Linked DNA regions of Homo sapiens: region 2 is linked to region 1. The links are chromatin contacts, found by Hi-C or POLR2A ChIA-PET in ENCODE. All regions are on one chromosome and are shown on one strand. The core of a region is the stretch at or near the end of the contact, and the rest is flanking DNA. Distances in the headings are between cores, read along the strand shown. Region 1 overlaps RALGAPA2 (Ral GTPase activating protein catalytic subunit alpha 2). Region 2 overlaps LOC105372555 (a long non-coding RNA gene).

What was found. Hi-C counts contacts between places; a loop is a spot of excess contacts on that map. ChIA-PET counts read pairs that join two places held with the same protein, here RNA polymerase II (POLR2A). Pooled maps may share reads with other maps.
Region 2: a loop to region 1 is called in a map with no recorded cell type, with 2.2 times the contacts of the local background. The contact joins two enhancer-like sites. A Hi-C loop is called at or near these places in 1 of 168 maps with a recorded cell type or tissue (heart left ventricle), 3 of 37 single-sample maps with no recorded cell type and 3 of 50 pooled maps. POLR2A ChIA-PET finds 5 or more read pairs at or near these places in 1 of 52 experiments (PC-9).

The regions. Positions count from the first base shown.
Region 1 is chr20:20,679,782-20,682,396 of GRCh38, reverse strand. RALGAPA2 (Ral GTPase activating protein catalytic subunit alpha 2) reads left to right here. Exons shown (of 40, transcript NM_020343.4): 2 at 1,596-1,706. Among named protein-coding and RNA genes, the nearest start is that of RALGAPA2, 32 kb to the left of the region's middle. Within about 2 kb of position 1,281, at least 3 of the 41 ENCODE cell types and tissues checked have a DNase peak (open chromatin) inside an H3K27ac peak, as active enhancers do.
Region 2 is chr20:20,733,223-20,735,837 of GRCh38, reverse strand. All of the region lies in intron 1 of LOC105372555 (a long non-coding RNA gene), which reads right to left. Among named protein-coding and RNA genes, the nearest start is that of RALGAPA2, 22 kb to the right of the region's middle. Within about 2 kb of position 1,322, at least 4 of the 41 ENCODE cell types and tissues checked have a DNase peak (open chromatin) inside an H3K27ac peak, as active enhancers do.

The sequences.
Region 1 (2,615 bases), core at 32-2,531:
ACTGAACTCTTCCTTGGAACTGGCAAATTCTCCACAAGGCACTCAAGGATTCCTTGTCAAGATTGTATAGATCATAGGAAGGTTAATATTCATGTGGGTTGGTGATACTAGTTTCATTGCTACCTGCTTTCACACAGTAAATTTGTTCCTTGCTAGGAATTTTCACAGCTGTGTGCCCAGTTTTATTTTGGTGCAGTAAATATAGTGTGAAATTGGCAGCTCATAAGACTTTATAAGCACCTTACATGCATTATTTCAAAGAGCCAGGGCACATTTTTGCATGAAAAGCTCTTATACAATTATCAGAGAAAAACAACTCTTCAGAATCATCTGCATTATTGCTAACGTTATATAATTTGAAAATCATAATATGTATGTTCACATAGATTCACAGTGTTAGGACTGCAAAAGCAATTGGTACCACACTGTTACAGACTGAAGAGCAACACATTTTTTTCTTGAGTAATCCTTGCAGAATTTTAAGGAAGCTTTTTATTGTTTGTTTGTTTGTTTTTTGCTTTGTTTTGTTTTGTTTTTAAGAGACAGGGGTTTCACTCTTGCCCAGGCTGAAGTGCAGTGGCTCAACCATAGCTCACTGTAGCCTCAGGAAACTCCTGAGTTCGGGCGATTACCCTGCCTCAGCTTCCCAAGTAGCTGGGATTATAGGTGTGAGCTACAATGCCTGGCTCCAGAAAGCTGTTTTTACTTTTCCTCAGATGCTAGTGTATTCTCCCAAAGTGCCAACTCCTTGGTCAGTACTCTGTAAATGGCACAAACAACCTTGTTTACTGAGGAAAATGTACAAAGGTGTGTTGACAGTGGATAACTACTTTGAGCCCCCAGCATTGTGAGGTTTTACCCTGGCTGATCGGGGCCCTTGGAAGAACTGGCTGTATTGCTAATCAGCCCCAGTGGGAGTTGTCACTGTGCTAAGTTCCCCACACCCCCGCCTATCTATCCGCAGTCTGTGGTTTAGCAAAACTGTCTAGTACAAGAGGGGCAACTCTAGGAACACATGGTAGATCCTACAGTGTCCATACATGAGTGGGGGCAGGTCATCTAGAAGCTTGTGGTTGGGGAGCATGTGCTAGTTCACTTGAGCTGGTTTCTCTTTTCATGCCCAGAGAGTTATGTTGGTGGGGAGGGAGCAGAGATTGGTCCATTTAGGAGCTCCACCAGCAAAGTTGTTTTTCAGAGGTACAAACCCATCCCTCTTCACGGCCTGTGTCAAAAACTGCCTCCTCCATGAACCTCTACTTCCTCATCCCGTAACAGGAAGTCATGTCCCTCCCCAGACCTGCCCCTGCTTACCTCCAGCCTTCTAGCTGGTCCGTTGTTGCTGGCTCCTGTCAGCTCCGACCTCCCTGAATTGGCTCCACGGTCTCCTGAGCAGGGCTGAGTGGTGGGTGGTACTCAAGGTTCAAGTAAGAACTCTCTTAGGTGGAGAATAAACAAACAGGAATACTGTTTTGTTTTGTATTGTCTTATAAGGGAATGAAACTAGTTGTACTTGCCTTCTTTTCTGAGAAGTTTGTTTCTAAATTCTTGTGATTTTATAAAGTGAATTGTCATAAATGGAAACTTTTTCTTTTCAGATAATGTGGATGCAAATGATCTTAAGCAGTTTTTTGAGACCAACTATTCTCAGATATATTTCATCTTCTATGAAAATTTTATAGCACTGGAAAATAGTTTGAAATTAAAAGGTAAGCATTTCAGTAGTTTTTTTTTAAAAAACATTCGGGCATTTTTATAAGTTGTATATATCATGAGCCACAAATTATACATTTTTAAGCTTTCTTTCTTGCCAAGCCTTTAGCAAAGCTGTGAGAGCATGGTGGACAGGGTGGCATCTTTGTTTCTCTTGAGCTTTCACTTATATGGATGTTAATTGAACAACACATGGCTAGCAAAAATAGCAGAAGGAACCCTTAGAAAGCATGATTTTCAAAGGAGTAAGTTACTGAAAAAGAAAGAAAAGTAATACATGCATACTATTAAAAAAATTTAGATTCCATAAAAGGGTCTGAAATGAACACTCAAGTGTCTGTTTTGCCCTGCTTGCAGAGGCAACCACTATTAAAGATTTCCTGCATCTCCTTCCAGATATATTATTAATGTATTATGTTTATATATGTTTGTGACTATATTCTTTGAAAATCAAACCAACAAGGTCACATTATACATTCTGTTCTGTATACATTATACATCCTGTCACCTAAGTGGTAGGATAGTGTAGCCTGGGGAGCCAGACTGGGTTGGGAACCTGGCCCCACCCTTCTAGCTGTTTCTCCTTGGGCAAATTAATCTGTCTCTGAGCTGGCTTCCTCCTGTCAGCGTTAAACAGGTTCACAGGTATCCTAGCATTTTAGGACAGAGTTTGACACATAGTCCATGGTCAGTAAGTAGTAGCTGCTGTCACCATCTTCTTTCATTTTCATGTAGTCTGTGGGCTGAATCTGAATCCCCACAGCTCTATGAAGTAGATGTCATTCATTTATTTAAAAAATAAGCCATATGCATAAATAACTGTGAAAAAAGTTAAAAAGTCAGTTGTTCTGTAAGAGAGATTTAGACAGAATTCTGTGGTTCTTGGGAAGTGGGAGAGATGACTT
Region 2 (2,615 bases), core at 73-2,572, 53 kb before region 1:
TGTGATGAAATATGCATATATTTCAATTTTTTCAAATTTTAAAAAATTTAAAAATACTTCCTTAGGATAGTTCCTACATAGAAAATTATAGGGACAATGGATACAGATTTATTTGAATTTCTTATTAGAAAGGCTGTTCCAATTTATATTTGGATTAGTATTATATCAGCATCTCATTCAACTATTAATTTTAAAGCCCTTTGCTAATTTGATGGGAAAAAATAGTATCCCAATTTTGTTTAATTTGTAATTCATTGCTGGTTAGATTTATTCTGTATTTCTTCCATCAATTTTTTTTGTTTATATCCTTTGCCTATTTTAAAATTATTTATTTATCTATTTTTAATTGACAAAAAAGTGTGTAAATTTTGGGGTACGTGTGATGTTTTGATCTACGTGTACATTGTTGGAAAGATTCACTCAAGCTAATTAATATATCCATTACCTCAACAACTTAGCATTTTTTTGTGCATGGAGAGGTCATTAAAAACCTATTCTTTTAGCAATTTTAAACTATACATTTTTATTAACTGTGGTCACCATGTAGTACAATAGATCACTAAAACCTTTGCCCATTTTTCTATTAGAAATTTGGTGATTTTCTTATCAAGATGTTTAAGGTCGATATACACTAGAAATAGACACATGTGGTCTATCACATCTACTGCAAATATTTTTCTCGTTTGTCGTCAGACTGTAACTTACTGTGCTTTTAAACAAAGTTGCCCACATGTATTTCTAGTTTTAAAAAAAGATTTGTTTTTACATTTCATTCCTTACCATCTCCAGAATTTATTTTGCTATAAATGGTTTACTTCTATTTTTCTAATAAGTTACTGTAGGTTTAACAACCATTTAGTTACATATTTCAGGCAAAAAGCACTAGAACTTTTCTTTTTGAAACTAGTAGCTGAAGTTGCACTTTGTCCAAAGCCAAAAAGAACCCGCAGATGCCCTTTGTTACCTTAGAAGTGTTGATTCAGATTTTGGAAAGTGAATGATCAAAAAGTGTTGCAGGAAGCTTCAGTGTTTCCAAAGCATTAGCATTAAGGAGAGTGGAAAGGCCTGTTTGTGTCTCTGGGTAAGTAGAGATGACTTAGGGCTTTGGTCTGGGGATTTTCTGTGAGTGCATGAAAACCCTTAAGCAGGGTGGCATTCAAACGCCACTTCCTCTGCATGCTTTCCATAGGTCTGCGGTCACAATTCTGCCAAGAGGTTAGTGAATGGAGGAAGCCCTTTTATCAGGCAATTTTCTAACACAAAAGTGTTTGCCCTTCCTGAAATGAAGTGATGATATACTTGTGTAAAAGAGGAAGCAGCAGGCAGGGTAACTGAATGTTTGTCACTCCTCTCTGGCAGGTTTTAGATGCTTCAGCAAGAAGATACAATTAAAAACATTTCTCACACAAAAATCTCCCCAGCCCACCAACTTGGAGGTAGCCGGTATCAGAAAATGTGTTTTCTTGGCATTCAGTACAGCCAATGGCGGCATTTAAGTAGTTTGTGAAGAGCCAGATTTGACCTGTCATTTGTTCTCCTATTGCAGAGGCCTTTTGCGGCTTTTTGCTCCCCACCAGTCATTCACTGTATTTTGTGACAGTCCCCAATTCTCCTTTAGGGACATCTTGTCCCCTACCCACTCACAAGTGTCTTGGTCTTTCTCCATCACCTGCCACAGTGATTGGCAGGGGCCCAGTGAAGGTCAACCCAGTTTTCTTGTTTGAGCCCCTGAACTGCCTGGCCATCCTGCCATAGGAAGAGCCCAGGGGTGAGTCAGCTACAGAAAGGCCCAGTAGGAGCTCAGCCTTGCACCCTAAAGTCAACTCCCTTCCTGGACATCTCAGTTGCATGAATTAATACATTCCCTTTTCTCTCTTACAGCAGCTTAAGTTGGCCTTCTTCAGGGTTACATTTTTTTTTAAGTCTTTTTTTTCTTTTCTGATATGTAGTCTCACTCTGTCACCCAGGCTGGAGTACAGTGGCATGATCTCGGCTCACTGAAACCTCTTTCTCTTGGGTTCAAGTGATATTCTGCCTCGGCCTCCTGAGTAGCTGGGATTGCAAGTGCACGCCACCATGCCCAGATAATTTTTTTGTATTTTTTTAGTAGAGACGGGGTTTTGCCATGCTGGCCAGACTGGTCTTGAACTCCTGACCACAGGTGATCCGCCTGCCTTGGCCTCCCAAAGCACTGGGATTACAGGCATGAGCCACTGTAATCCTATAAAAGTCTTAACTGATAGAGTTACTCTGTTTTACTCCACATACACACTAGCAATTTTACTCCCTCCTTGCAATGAAAGGTATTGCTTTATAAAGGTATTGCTTTATCTCATTGTTTTACCCTTGGATTATTGAGAATAGGCTTTTTTTTTGTTTTGAGACAGGGTCTTGCTCTGTTGCCCAGGCTGGAGTGCAGTGGTGCAACACAGCTCACTGCAGCCTTGACCTCCCAGGTTCAAGCAATCCTATGACCTCAGCCTCCTGAGGAGCTGGGACTACAGGCATGCATCACCATGTCTGGCTACTTTTTTTACTTTTTGTAGAGATGAGGTCTCGCTATGTTCCCTAGGCTAGTCTCAAACTCCTGGGCTTGAGCAATCCTCCTGCCTTGG